Linked DNA regions of Homo sapiens: all the other regions are linked to region 3. A link is a contact called in ENCODE Hi-C data. All regions are on one chromosome and are shown on one strand. Each heading gives the region's core, a stretch centred on a gene start or an enhancer-like site at or near the end of the contact. The rest is flanking DNA. Distances are from core to core; before and after follow the strand shown. Region 1 holds the start of MX1 (MX dynamin like GTPase 1). Region 2 holds the start of MX2 (MX dynamin like GTPase 2). Region 3 holds the start of PSMG1 (proteasome assembly chaperone 1).

Region 1 (4,868 bases), core at 2,203-4,702, 2.2 Mb before region 3:
TCGTAATCTGCCCACCTCTTTTGTCAGGTAGGATTGGGATGGTTATAAAAGGTAATCCATTGTAAACGGTACTTATGGAGTCTGACAATCTGGGAATTTATTCCCTAAAACTCCCATGCCTTTGGAAATACCTCATGTGCCCAGGGCATCCCAGGCTCGATATCAAAGACCACCACTTCATCTGCCTCTCAGGAGTACCAGTCTTCTGGGCTATGGTTGCCTCAGTTGGCCTTTCTGCAGCCAGATAAGGAGCATCATTGAGACCAGGACTTGTACCACATGACCACAGGTTCCACTCAATCAGCTGAAACAGGACTTGGTGAGTAGATTCCCTTCCCTAATTTGCTTCATAAAATGAGATTCTCTGAAAGCTAAACCTTATGGGTTTTGTCTGTAAACCATAAACGTTTGTACCTTTCCCTGATCATTCGGAACATCAGTTTGGATTTCAGGGGCAGGGCAATCTCGGGAGTTCAAACCGGTTTCTTACTCCTCCATGGAACTTGGCATCCAGCTGCAGTCTTCAAACTGAACTGAGTGCAGGCACCAGTTCCGGCCTTGGAAGAGCCAAGAGGTGGCGACTCCTAGCTCTCCATCCCAAATTGCTCCTAAAATGTCTTGGCTGCACCCTGTGTTTGGAGAGGAGGCTGCAGGGTTCCAGCCCTCCATCCACTCGCTACTGCACAGCCCCACTGGTCAGAGCCTGAGATGTTAGGTGGGCATGGATGGGGTTATGCACCAGGCTCTTCTCACATCCTGAGCAACTGCCCCTGTGCAGGGGCTTCCTTCCGTCCCTGCCCAGGGCAGGTTTGTGCCCATGATATATAATAATGACTTGTGACCCTAATGTCTCAAAATGGAGGCACTCACTAGGTAGCATTAAGCCCATATTAAGTTTCTTTCTTTAGAAACAATAAACATACGTGTTTCTCACTTTCGCTCATAGTAAAGGGGTTTTTCTTCAAAGTGGTAAGCATGTGTGTGGTAGACTAAGGGGATGAGGGAACACTTGCTGTGGCCCAATGCCACCAGAGACCCCAGTGAATAAGGACCCAGTGGCACGCACACCTGTGGAGGATCGCAAAAGCGACAAGGGACTAGCAATGTCTGAAGCGTTTTCGGAATCTTGGCAGTGAGATTTCTGAAAGCTTATTCCTGACTTTGGCAGCTGGGCAGCCGAGGACGAGGTCCCTGGAGGAACAGATTTCCCTCCACCACCCAGCACTAGAGCGGGACTTCTGGACTCCCTGGAGTGGCTGTCAGTGGGCTGGCCTCCAGAGCCTCCACTGTGGGTCCTTACCCTATCACTCCCTTTAATCATTGTACTGTGAATGTCTGCTCAATTGTGTGTGTGAATCTCTCACAATAAATCCTGAATTTGAGAATCACTCATTGCCTGCTGGGTCACCCTGAAACCTTTTGGGAAAGTGAAAGTTAGCGCACAGGTGCAGGAAACCTGGTTAACATAACAACTAAAATGAACCTGACTGGGTGCAGTGGCTCGTGCCTGTAATCCCAGTACTTTGGGAAGCCAAGGCGGGTGGATCATTTGAGGCCAGGAGTTTGAAACCAGCCTGGCCAATATGGTGAAATGCTGTCTCTACTAAACACATACAAATTAGCCAGGTGTGGTGATGTGTGCCTGTAATCCCAGCTACTCAGGAGACTGAGGCACCAGAATCGCTTGAACCTGGGAGGCGGGGGTTGCAGTGAGCTGAGATGGCGCCACTGCACTCCAGCCTGGGCGACAGAGTGAGACCTTGTCTCAAAAAAAAGAAAGAAAGAAAAGAAAGAACCCAACGGCCCACTTCATTTCTGCCTTACCTTGGAATGGTGGCTGGATGGCGGCGTTCTTCACTCCAGATTTCAGGGAGTGGGAGTCTTCCTGTAGCCTCCGACCCAGAACCGATCTCCTCGCAGTGTGGCCACAGAATTCCTGCAGTGAGGGTAAAGGTGGCATCCAGGGTTGTCAGGGGGTTCTCTCCTTGTGGTGAAGCTTCCTCAGCTCAGACCCCATAGAGGAGCAGGGATGGGAGGTAGGATTCAGCCCCCTTCCTCTCCCAAAACTCCTAATAAGGACCACCTACTGCCTACGTTCTAGGAAATGCCTAAGATGGAAGAGGCTACACTTTCCCAACATAATCCAGTCTAGTTTTTTCTTTTTTTATAAGCTTTTAAGTTCTGGGGTACATGTGCAGAACGTGCAGGTTTGTTACATAGGTATACATGTGCCAATTCAGTCTAGTTTTAAAACTAACTCTTGCAGGACTGACATTCACCTTTTCTTCTGAAAGCGTTTTTCCCCCCAAACCCTGCTGGTATTTAAATTTGTTATGAATAAAAGAGAGAACATCTTGCCCTTTAGACCAAATGCACTGCTACCTACCAAAGCCCCTGAGCTGGGTGAGCAGGTGGGCGGCAAGGGCGCGAGGGAGGCGTGTCCACCGTGACACTGGGATTCCTGGCCGGCAACTGCGGTCCAAGGCTGAAAGATGACACAGCCATTTTAGGAGCCCTTTGGGACTGACACCGGTGGTGGAGGTAGAGGCGCGGTTAGCATCACTGGACTCTACTTCCCAGTAACAAACGTGATTTAAAATTTAACCAAATAACTTGGGCCATCCCAATTGCCCAGCTCGGCAGCACCTGCTGTGAGTGTTGGTGGGATGGGAGCGCAGGTCTCAGCTGTGCCCGGGCTCCTTCTGCCACCCCCGGGACTGTCCTGCCTCCCTTCGTCCACCGCACCCACTCCACGATCCCGGCCAACTACGATGGACCCCGAGGGTGCGTCAGCCCCACGCGCCGGGGAGGCCCCAGGCATGGCATCCACTGGGGCGGTGGGGGGGAACAGCGGGCAGGGGTCTTCCCGCGCATGCCCCATCTCGGCCCAGCTCGGAACCCCCTTTATTCAGCAGGATCGGCGAGAACTCCTTGAACCTTCCCTCCCCAGCGACCTCCGCAGTCTGACTTGGGTTTGCTTTCGCGCGTTCCCAGGAAATAGAAGTCGACGGAAAGCAGTGGTCGGCGTTCGGGTGGGCTCGTGGCCCGCGCAGCCGTGGATCTGAAACTTTCCCGGCGCCCTTCCCCGCTTACTAGAGTCCCTCGGAGACCTCCCCCGAGCCCCGTCCCCCACCCCTTCCCAACCTCTCCTGCAGGAAGGCCGCGGGTTAGGGGGATGTTTCTGATGCGTCATCAGGAGCCTGGGCAGCCTGGTGGGAACCAGAATCAGGCGTGCTCCGAGCCCGCCCATCAGCGCCCTTGCTATGATTATGATTATTATTATTGTTAGTTACTAGCAGCCGAGAAGGTGCCCCCGTCGTGCCCGTGCTCCGGAGCGCTAGTCTCCGCCACGAACGCCGCTCTCCCAATGCCCTTCTCCGCGCTCCTAGCGCGGTTACTGGGCGCTGCCCCCAGAAGCGACACTCACCGGTCCCTGCGCAGTGCTGGAGTGCGGCCTCCGCTCTCGCTTCGCCTCTTTCACCCCGCGCCCAGCCCCGCCCCGCGCCGCGAAGAAATGAAACTCACAGACCCTGTGCTGAGGGCGGCTCCGGGCGCAGAAACGAAACCTAGCTCCTGGCCCCGCACCTGCAGCACTTGCCTCGCGGGAACTCGCGGGAGACGCAGGTTCTCGGGCCCGAACCCAGGCCTGCTGAATCAGATGCTCGTTTCATCAGGCCCGTCTGAGGATCAAGGTGCTCCGGAGGCTCCCTAATGGCCCGGAGTCATCCAAGCCTGCACGTATCCTTGAACCTAGGCATGTCCTTCCCCCCGTCGGTTTTGAAAACAGATGCATTGGTAATTGGGGGTCTTCAGTTCCCTCCCAGGGCTCACTGGGATGATCCCAGCACCAGCAGGGACTCCCAGGCATTGTGTGCCAATGGCTGCAGAGCCCCTCTTGTCCCGAACTCCGTCCAGCACTCCCACCCCTAACCAGGCACACCCATACCATCTTCCTCCTTTCCCGTTTCCCCTTGCCCACTTCTAGGCCTCCCTGGAGTCTGGCTCATCTGGCCTCTCCAGGGTGGAAACGGGTGTGTGGAAGGAAAATAAAATAAAATAAATAAAATAGTAATAATAAAGCTTAAAATAATAAACATAACATAGGTAATAGTTGTCAGGCCAGGCCATCGCATCCCAGGCCAGGCCATCGCATCCCCTGTGACTTGCAGGTATACATCCAGATGGCCTAAAGTAACTGAAGATCCACAAAAGAAGTAAAAACAGCCTTAACTGATGACATTCCACCATTGTGATTTGTTCCTGCCCCACCCTAACTGATCAATGTACTTTGTAATCTTCCCCACCCTTAAGAAGGTTATTTGTAATTCTCCCCACCCTTGAGAATGTACTTTGTGAGATTCACCCCTGCCCACCAGAGAACAACCCCCTTTGACTGTAATTTTCCATTACCTTCCCAAATCCTATAAAACGGCCCCACCCCTATCTCCCTTCGCTGACTCTCTTTTCGGACTCAGCCCGCCTGCACCCAGGTGAAATACACAGCCATGTTGCTCACACAAAGCCTGTTTGGTGGTCTCTTCACATGGACGCACATGAAAACAGTTAACATTTAGTATAAGCTATTTAGAAGTAACACATAGGCTAAAATTTTAAGCAGCCCCTCCCAGCATTGTAACAAGTTGCAGATGCAAGCTTATCTCAAAAGCTTATCACCTGCCTCGGGACCCCAGCCTCCAACCCTAGTCCAGCTTGGAGGATGACTAGTCAATATAACTGAATTGCCAGTTTCCTCAGAATTGTCACGGGTTAAGTAATTTACTGTCTTTGTCTGAAACCTGTATCCTACCTTGTTTTTCCCATCTCAAACGACATATAAGCTAGCTGCTTTCTTTGTTGGGGTTGGCAGC
Region 2 (5,024 bases), core at 2,009-4,508, 2.2 Mb before region 3:
TACCCATGTAACAAACCTGCACATGGACCCCTGAACCTAAAATAGAAGTTAAACAAACAAACAAACAAACAAACAAACAAATTTTCCTGTTTTATAAGGATACCAGTCATATTGGATTAGGGCCCACCCTACTGGAAAACAACCTCGTCTTTAATTACATCTGCAAAGACCCTATTTCCAACTAAGGTCACATTCAGAGGTTCTGAGGTTAGGATTTGAACATATACATTTGAGGGGTGTGATGGTTAATACTGAGTGTCAACTTGATTGGGTTGAAGGATGCAAAGTACTGATCCTGGGTGTGTCTGTGAGGTGTTGCCAAAGGAGATTAACATTTGAGTCAGTGGCTTGGAAAGGCAGATCCACCTTCAGTCTAGGTGGGCACCATCTAATCAGCTGTCAGCAAAGCTAGAATATAAAGCAGGCTGAAAAATGTGAAAAGAGAGACTGGTTTAGCCTCCCAGCCTACAGCTTTCTCCTGTGCTGGATGCTTCCTGCCCTCGAACATTGGACTCCAAGTTCTTCAGGTTTTGGGACTCACACTGGCTCCCCTTGCTCCTCAGGCTGCAGATTGCTTATTGTGGACCTTGTGATCCTGTAAATTCATACTTAGTAAACTTCCATATATATGTATATATTTATTTTTTTATATTCCATTAGTTCTGTCCCTCTAGAGAACTCTGACTAATACAGGGAGCCTAGTTCAACCCATAACAGGTACGTAGTGACTGAAAGTAGTACAGCAAGAAAATCAGCCCAGGCCCCACCTCCTGCAGCGCTGCCCCGCCCCATCCCTGTCCCTGTCCACGCTTGAGGAGCCGGTGCCTGTCCCCGATGCCCAGGATGTGCTTAGTCCATCTTCCACCAGGGTCCTCAGGAGCCTGAGAGTGTGGTGAAAAGGGCAGCCTGGTCACTGTATTGATTTCTATTGAGGGCTGGAAAAAAACTCCAAAAGTGCAAAGGGGAGGGAGTTTCCCTACATATGCTTAAAGCCATAACTTGGCAATTCCAGAGACCTTTGCAAAGAGAAATCCCTCTTTCCAGGCGCATCACTGGAGAGGAAGGCCCTGCGGGGTGAAGGCCCAGGAAGCTGGTGGTTACCCAGCTTAGGCAGCACTGAGGTGAGGGAGTCCAGGCAGAGGTGGTCAGAAGTCATGGTGAATTCATGACTGACACTCCCTGATGCCCCCGACGAAGGCAGAAGCCTCTGGCTCCAGAATGCTTTTGGGTCTATCATCCCCCCAAATTCTCAAGAGAGCCTGTCCTGCAGATGAGGAAACTGGGCCATGGGGAGATGCTGGAGGCCTTGTGGGGGCCCCAGCCCAGGGCTGGGAATCGGGTCTCCACTGCTGTCTCTGACCTGCACCTGACACTGCATCCCAGGGTGTTGAGATTGGAGGACAAGCACACACATTCCCTGCTGAGTTTGGAAGTTTGACTGAGACTGCCAGGATCACGTAAGCACCCCTGGGAAGGATGGAAATGGCTGTGCCGGACATGGTGGTTCCCGCTGAAGTCTAAGGCAAGCTGCGTCTCCCACACGGGCATAGCCACTATTGCTGGCTTGCAACCAGTCCGAGAGCTCTGCCGGGTCCTGGGCACCAGGGGCCACTCTGCTGTGTCCCTTTGCTCCAGTCCCAATGTCACTCGCATGGTGCAGGGTCATGGCTGACCAAGCACTGGCACTGAATGCGACCTTATCTCCCCGGGCTCACCTCCTTTCTTTTTAAGACCGCTTGTTTTTCACCCACTCAAAGATATATATTGAGCACTAAGTCCTTGAGATACATATCGAGTCAGGCAGACAAAGATCTCTGGGGGAGCTTGCATTCTAGGGCAGGGGCTAAACCTAAATAAAGCTCACATACATCCTGGCCAGACGCAGGGACTCACACCTGTAATCCCAATGCATTGGGAGGCCGAGGCAGGAGGATCACTTGAGCCCGGAAGTTTAAGGCTGCAGTGAGCTATGATGGTACCATTGCACTCCAGCCTGGGAAACAGAGCAGGAAGACCCTGTCTCAAAAAAGAAAAAGAAAAAAAAATTGTACATCCGAAGGGAGTCAAAAGTGCTTCAGGGGTTGGCGCGGGGCTGGGAAGTAGAGCAGAGTAAACGGAGGAGAGGGTGCGAGGAAAGATAGCTTGGAATCCTGATCTTTTTAAACAGCTAGAGACAACATTCTAAACACAAAATGAGAAAGAACAGTGTTCAAAAGGTGTCATCAAAGCCGAATGGGGTGGCTTACGCCTGTAATCCCAGTGCTTTGGGAGGTTGAGGCGTAAGGACTTCTTGAGCCAGTGAGTTTGAGACCAGCCTGGGCAACATAGAGAGCCCCTGTCTCTACAAAAAGAAATAAAATTAACCAGGTGTGGTGGTGCACACCTGTAGTCCCAGCTACTTGGGAGGCTGAGGTGGGAGGATCCCTTGAGCCCGGGAGCTTGAGACTGCAGTGAGCCATGATCACGCCACTGCACTCCAGCCTGGGGAACAGAACGAGAACTTCTCTCAAAAAAAAAAAAAAAAAAAAAAAAAAGAAAAAAAAACTGCGTCATCAATACCACCATGTCTCCTTTCCGCTCTATATCAATTATAAAATGGACTTCAGCCCCCAGAGTGCAGGCGATCCAGGGTGCAGTGGTCCAGAGTGCTGGAGTTGGCCCCTACTGGCTGGGAACTGGCCACGGTGGGAGCATTCACACCATGAGAACGGAAGAGAATCGGCAAAGGCTAGAAATCAGGCACCACCCTCTGCCCTGCCCCGCCCCATGAGAGCCAATTTCCCAGCATATCACCGTCACTAAGGTTACGTCAGAGCATCACAAATACCACAAAAGAAGGAACACTTGAAACCCTCCGAGACGACTTTTCGGGCACAAAGCTCCTTACTCAACCCCCAGACTTTGTAGGACGCTGAGCAAAGCTGTCCTAAAAACCACCCCTTTGCGTCCACCCGACTTTTGGCCAGATCAGGATGGAGGCCACCCTGTCCCCAGGGCCAGCCACTTCCCCTCCAGAGCCTCTTTGTCTGTGCACAAGGCTACTGTGGGCTGGTGGCAACATGGGCCCTTTCTGCTCCTCACACCAGAATCTTATCTTTGTGGCTCCTGCCTCCCAGCACAAGCCACATTCACCAAGCAGATGTCACGTTACTCAGGAAATATTTTTTAAACACGCATCTGCTGTGCATCAGACACAAAGCAGCCCTCCCTGCACCGGCCCCGCTCTTACCGCTGCACGTTCAGGATGGAGAAATCATCTCTTCCCTTTCCTCCACTTCACTTTTATGTGGCATATGAACCACTCCCTCCCCTGCTCCGTCATCAACAAACAGGGAGAGAAATGAAACTACTTGATCTGGCCACAGAAATGAAACTGAGTTATCAGCGTGCTCTCCAGATGACTCACAGAGTGGTCCCCAAACTCCAGCTGCATCCGAATCCTGGGAGAGCTGTGGAGACGGGGCGGCTGTCCCCCCACCCCCGCCAGAGAGTCTGATCTGTCAGGTCTGGGCTGGGCCTGAGAATCAGCATTGCTAACAGATTCCAGGGGAGGCTGGCATGGGGGCAGCTCAGAGTGGCTCAGTCACTGGAAGGTTCTGCCCTGACAGTGCCATCCAGTACCACCTGTGTGGCTCTGAAATGTGACTACTGCGACCAAGGAACTGGACTTCGAACTCCATGTAATTTGAATGAATAGCCACGTGTGGTTCGTGTATCGGGCCTCACAGATGCACTCCTGTTACAGCCGAGGACATGCTCTCAGGTACATGATCTGGACGCTCTGAGCTGTCCTGCTTAGCTTCATGCCTGAGCCGCACCTGACAAATGTCACCTCTCCCCTCATTAGGTGCGGAAAACCCAAAGAAGGAGGGTCAACAGCTTTCTCCAAGCACCCGTGCCTGAGGTCCCCGCCGCAAAACCAAGACGGTTTTCTTCCCATTGGAGATAAGGAGGCCCCAGGACAAACCCCAGGCTCCGGAACTCAGCCCTGAGCCAGCTGCATGTCATCTTTCTGGTCCTCAGTTACTTTTCACCTGCAAAAGTGAAGGTGCACAACCGCATGCTCCCTAAGGCTTCCTGCTCTGTGACCAAAGTCAAGGAGGGCCAGGCATTCCCATCACCAGAGCCAAGAGGTCTGGGAACCTCCAGGAGGAGCCCTCCAGACACCGGGGAGGGGACCAAGCCTCTCAAGGACTGGCAGTGATGGCTGGGAGGGAGGAAGCAGGCTCTCAGCTCTCCTATCCACCCGTGATCCTCTCCCAGACATCAACACTATACGTTTAAAAAAACTCCTGAGCTCCTCTTGGCTAAGTCATTGTAGTGACTTCCCTTGAGTGCAGGCTTAACTTTACGGAAGATATTTAGAAACTTAACATGTTTTTCAAAACCTTGGCATTAGAAATATTAACACCAGGAGATCATCGTCAGGATCACCTATCCCTGAACCACTTCTCTTCCCAAGAGCCCGGGCGGACAGAGGCTGAGGAGTGAGGGGAGGAATGTGAATCTCAGACTTGGCAGCGTGATGTGACATTCGGTTTCACTAGGAATGTCTTTCACAACAGGGCCTGGGCCGGCCTACTGCTTCAAGGAAGGCACAAAGAAAGGCCTCAGAGAAGCCGGACAGAGGGACACGAGCAGCTCGGGCCAGCTCAGGGGACCCTCCACCCTCTGTCAAGGCAGCATCCCCCTCCTGCACGCCCCTCACCAGCAGCCCTGGGAAGGACCAGAGGTGCCTGCGCATGCAAACTTCAAGGACAGGGTTCTTGCGTTCTGAGCACTAAAGCCCTGAGGGTGAATGAATGTCCCACGCAGCATCCAAGCACAGGGGCCGGGGCCAGAAAAGATGCTGCTGCTCAGGCCTCGGTCACAGCCGCTGGGCGGAGCTCTTCCCTCAGCTCCACATCAGGGAGCGTTACAGTGTGCAGCTTGGTAAAGAGGCGAAGTCCAGAAGCCCCAGTGCCCGCCTCCTGCCCTGGCACGCTGACTCTATGGAAAGCGCCAGCGCCTCTGTGTGCTGATGA
Region 3 (5,070 bases), core at 2,478-4,977:
ATGCTTCTGCTGCGGCTAAGAAAAAATTACTGAATGTTTATAAAGAGGATGATACAACCATAAATTCTGAAAGTGAAAAAGAGCTAGAAGATATTAATAGAAAAATGCTTTTTTTAAGGGGGTTCAGATCCTGGAAAGAAAATGCACAATAGTGACTATGAGAATGTAGAAGTGGCATCTGAAAACAATTGGTACACAAGTAAACTGGCAGTTACATTCTGCTCCCAGCTCTAAAATTACTCCCTTATTGGCATCTTTGGAGGAATTTTCTAAAAGCCATAATCCAGTGGGTTCCTCCCAGTCAGCTCTTGTACAGACATGTGCTCTGGGGAATTCTGAGGAGGAAATAAATTGCAGAGTCTGTAGGTGGAGAGGTGGAAAGAAAAGACAAATGGCCTGCTATAAGACTACTATTCCTTTCCAGAATGCAAGGCCTTGAAGACATGATTCCTTAGAGGAAGAATATAATGGGAAGTGTACAGGCTAGGAAGAACTTGAAGTGAACAAATTTCAAAATCTTAACCTGATGCTAATTTTCAGGGTTCTCCATTACAGTGTAAAAATTCAGACCACGACAACTATGGTGTCATGAGGAAAAAAAATCAGGCATTTTTCCAAAGGAAGTGCTAATGGGCCTATTTGACTTCTGAGTGAAGCAAAAACTACCCAGATCCATTCCCTACAATTCACATCCCCAAAGGTCAAAAACAAACTAGGAGGACCTGGGAATTTCAGCTGGAGATACTGATTATTGAGTTCTGAAGTAGAGTGTTGGAAATAGGCAATTAGAGAAAGTCCATTGATGTCATTTTGTTTATAATATTGCAGTTCATACTGAATGACCACTTGATATGACTAATTCAGGGAATATATATTTTTCTATGAAAGCTATGAATGTTACTATCACGGCTTTTCCTTATTTTTACTTGTATGTAGCAGCATTTACAGAAATGCCAAAAATGTGCCTCATTAAGAGGCAGGTCTTAATCAGTTAGATAAAAATAAAATGTATAGCTTAAGATCAAAACAGTCATATTTTTAGATACAGTGAAATCTTTTATGTTTCTCTACAGCACCTTAAAAATTAGAACTTGAATACTTTGAGTAAACTTACTACAATCTCATCCCAACAAACTTTAATGGTAGCATGTTTGGCCTATTTCATTGTGGCCTGTACTAGGATTAGAAAATTTGGTCGTGGTATAACAAAGAAGTGTATTTACAATAGGATTTAATTTGTTGTTAATATGTATTTGTTGAAATTAAAATTGCCAGATTAAATGAATATACTGTCGCATCTTTTTAACATAGTAACGTGTTACTGGAAAAATTAAGTTGTTGAAAGTAAGTTGTTTTCCCATTTAAAAATATCTGAATATATGATTTGCATGTGTAAATCTGAAAAACTAAACTACAGAAACCTAGGGTTTTCTATTTCTTTTTTAAGTCAAATGCATTTTTTTTTTTTTGTTATACAGATGAACCAAGTGTCTAAAATACTTGAGAAATTTGTGGTTGCATGTCTGTTTTAAAAAAAAGGCTTTTTGTTTTTTAGCATAAGCCAGAATATTCTAACCTACTAAGTCTGTGTCCTTTGCTCCTTTTGTAGTATACTTTCATCTAAATTACTGATCCCCAATATGTTGATACACAGGTGAGAAAGGGAAGAATTCCTAATAAACTGCTATTACTTTTAGGTGCATGGGGTTTGATTTTTGAGCTCTAATGAAATGCTTAAACTTCTTTCCAGTTCAAATTTTACACTTAATTTATAATATTTATTGAGTATATTATGTCCTCAACAAGTAACTATAAAATGAAATACTTAACTCGGTGAAGACTATTTTATGCAAAGTTTTTTTTTTTTTTTTTTTTTTTTTTTAGCAATTTCAGTGTAATGAAAGAATTTAAGCTTTGAATTTATAATTTGCTGTGGTGGGGTTAATTTCTGTCAGTATTTGAGATTGTATTATCAGTCTTGCATAATGAAATCCTTTTTTGGCTAAGTATTTAATTCGAACATATTTGCCTTTTTAAAAAGTGCTTGGCCTAAACTTATTGTAACTGCATGAAATAAGCATTTGCTTAAAACTTAACATTGTAAAATTGTTCTCTCTGAAATGTGTGCAGAATTTAAATCATGGCCAAATGTATTACTATTACCCTATTTACAGTAATTTGCTTTGCAGAAAATATTTCTTCATCATGGAACTGTGAAATCAAATTGAAGATCTTACTGGTAAAAATGACAAATTAACAAAAGGACTAAGACAAGTGGTGCCCAAACAACCTTTTTATTCTGCAGTTCCATCATCATAATAGACCAGTTAACCCAGGAGTCCTAATGTTTTAAAACATCATTGTGGTGATCTTGTTTATTCTATCTCACTAAGGATATCCAGTTTCCTAAGCTCTTACTGGCTAGCAATTTCGTCTTAATTTTATTGCTAAATGTTCAAATTTTGCTTCCAAACTCACTTTATTTTTGCAGATGTGTACATCTGCTAAGTACTAATTTTATGTAAATGATTTTGTTGATTATCTTTCCACATCTTAAAATGTTTCTAACAGCTTTGAGATTTTATCTCAACAGGCTCTCTCTGACCCCAAAGTAGTACTTACCTTCGTGACTACTGACAAAGTCACAAAATGCAGGCGATGTCATGTATTTCGGTACAACTAAATCTAGGAAACGGTTTTTTCATTGCATTACTGCATATTTTCATTTTCATTTAAATTATGTCCCCTTTTTCTCTTGCTTGAAACAGTGCTCCTCGAACTTTGTCTTCCAGCACATTTTAAAGAGAACCAATTAAAGAACAATCACACATTCTGCTTATTAAAGGCTATTTAAAAAGAAACATTTTGTATTAGAAAATGGCCAACTTTAAAACACTATTTTTTACACTCATAAAAATGTTTTTTAAATCGCCTTGACAATCATCAGCTTTTGAAATGTGAATTCCTATTGCCAGAGTAAAGGTCTCGTTTTTATACCACCACGAAGCGCTGTATTTCTTGCTGCCCTTGCGTCCGCCCGTGCCCGCTGTCTGAGGGCGCGCCTGGCTACGGGGGCCCTCAGTACCACCGCGCCGCCACCTACCTGGGCAGTCGAAATTTGGAGCGGGTGCTCAGTACACTAATGCTACCCCAGTCTCTCCTAACGCAGAAGGAAAATGGAAACGGACGATGAGGGGACGGCCCCACAGCTCCCGGACGCCACGGCCAGCGGCGCTGGCTCCGCCCCTGCACCCCTGGTTCCGCTACCGCCACGAACGGAGGCCCCGCCCTCCTCTCGCCCCCTGCCCCTCTAGCCCGCAGTCCTCCCACCTCCTGGCGCCCGCAGGGCTCAAGCTGCGAATGAAAGCCTTTGGGGGCCGGACGCGGTGGCTGAGGCCTGTAATCCAAGCACTTTGGGAGGTCTAAGGAGGACGATCGCTAGAGTCCTGGAGTTCGAGACCAGTCTGGGCAACATAGCGAGACCCCCTCCCCCAATCTGTAATTTAAAAACAAAAAAGCTGCGGGGACTGCTGGCCCAGGGCATGACAGCGCGGGCGGGCGGTGTAGAGGGCGTGGCCGCGAGCTCAGGGTGTGCCTGGGAGCGAGCCCTGTGCGGGGCGGGACGTAGCGCCCGCGCGGTGGGGGTGTGGCCGCGAGCTTGGGCTGTGCGCGGAGGGCGTGGCCTGTGCGGGGCGGGACTTATTGCCCGCGCGGTGAGGGAGCGTGGTCTCGCGCAAGCCGGCGTGCGGTCCCGCGGCGCTGCAGTTGTGTCCAGCCGGTCACGGGGCGGCTATGGCGGCCACGTTCTTCGGAGAGGTGGTGAAGGCGCCGTGCCGAGCTGGGACTGAGGACGAAGAGGAGGAGGAGGAGGGGCGGAGGGAGACGCCCGAGGACAGGGAGGTGCGTCTGCAGCTGGCGCGGAAGAGGTGAGGCACCGGGATAAGGGCAGCGCGCTCACCGCAGCTGGAAGGTGCGCGGGCCTGGCAGCCGCGACGGCGCCTAAGGCCGGGGCTCCGCGGTCTTCCGAGTGGCCCCCGCGGTTGCCGCCGCTCCTTGGCTCTGCTTGGGCCCTGGGTCTCCGTGAAGCCGCGGCGTCCAGCGGCGCCAGCCCCAGGTGTGTGTGGTTCTCGCGTGGATCTGCTGGCGTTTCGTGGAGTCCAGGGTGAAGCCGCTGTGGGAGGGCTGGGTTCAAATCCGTTCTTTAAAGGCTTTCTGGAGCGTTTCTGGAGCATTTCTGGAGGCTTGGTGTCTTGCGGACTCGTGATCTTCCCGCTTGTCACACTGTCTTGGGCCGCAGCGCTCCCGCGGGCCCCACCACGTTTGTCGTGGATTGTTCACGGACACACCAATTCCCTCGAAACTTTTTAAACCTGCACCCAACACTTCAATTAGCATGATGTGTCAGTAGCCGATGAACACGCTTTAAAAAAATTGTTTCCAAACACAAAAAAGTGGGAGAAAATAGTCAAGTGAGCCCTGACCCCTACACAACCGGGTAAATTCAACAGGAAGATTTTGCCACGTTTATTTTCTCTCCCGCCACTCCTAAGCGAATTCCAGTCATCATGGCCTTTCACCTCTACATTTTTCAGAATACATCTCAAACGTTTTAGGGATTTTCTTACATATGCTATTATCACCCCTAACAACACTAATACTAATTTTCCAGTATCATTTTGTAGTCCATGCTCACTCACGTTTACCTAGTTTTTTCAAACATGACATTTTACAGTGGTCTGCGTGAATGAGAATCCTAACAGGGTCCACAGGTTACATTTAGACGTGTCACTTCATTTAGAGCAACCTCCTCTTACCCCTCCTAAGAGACAGGACTGATTGTCTTGTCCAGTGCCCCCACACTCTGAATTTGTCTGATAGCTTCGTTGTGGTGTCACTTAACGTTTGTATCACCTGCATGTCCTGTAAAATGAATGTTCATTTGGAGGCTTGGTCAGATTCTCATTCAAAGTTTTGTCGGCAAGAATGCTTCTACTAAGTGGTGCTTTCTGTTTCTTATTGCAGGCTATCCCCAGCTGTCTCACTTTTAGGGATGCTAAGATTGGTTCTTGG

What was found. A loop is a pair of places that touch in the nucleus more often than their neighbours do. Pooled maps may share reads with other maps.
Region 1: a pooled map shows a loop between it and region 3 (7-fold over the local background). The contact joins the promoter of MX1 here to the promoter of PSMG1 in region 3. A Hi-C loop is called at or near these places in 2 of 37 single-sample maps with no recorded cell type and 6 of 50 pooled maps.
Region 2: a map of CD8-positive, alpha-beta T cell shows a loop between it and region 3 (13-fold over the local background). The contact joins the promoter of MX2 here to the promoter of PSMG1 in region 3. A Hi-C loop is called at or near these places in 2 of 168 maps with a recorded cell type or tissue (CD8-positive, alpha-beta T cell and naive thymus-derived CD4-positive, alpha-beta T cell), 5 of 37 single-sample maps with no recorded cell type and 9 of 50 pooled maps.

What each region holds. Positions count from the first base shown.
Region 1 is chr21:41,424,823-41,429,690 of GRCh38, reverse strand. MX1 (MX dynamin like GTPase 1) reads right to left here and starts at 3,452. Exons shown (of 17, transcript NM_002462.5): 1 at 3,428-3,452; 2 at 2,387-2,485; 3 at 1,825-1,936. RefSeq lists an enhancer at 3,346-3,785.
Region 2 is chr21:41,360,261-41,365,284 of GRCh38, reverse strand. It overlaps MX2 (MX dynamin like GTPase 2), which reads right to left and starts at 3,258. Exons shown (of 14, transcript NM_002463.2): 1 at 3,230-3,258. RefSeq lists a silencer at 675-724 and enhancers at 2,714-3,553, 3,574-3,833.
Region 3 is chr21:39,182,108-39,187,177 of GRCh38, reverse strand. PSMG1 (proteasome assembly chaperone 1) reads left to right here and starts at 3,727. Exons shown (of 7, transcript NM_003720.4): 1 at 3,727-3,926. The coding sequence starts at 3,793. It overlaps BRWD1 (bromodomain and WD repeat domain containing 1), which reads left to right. Exons shown (of 41, transcript NM_033656.4): 41 at 1-1,696. RefSeq lists silencers at 3,552-3,771, 3,972-4,051.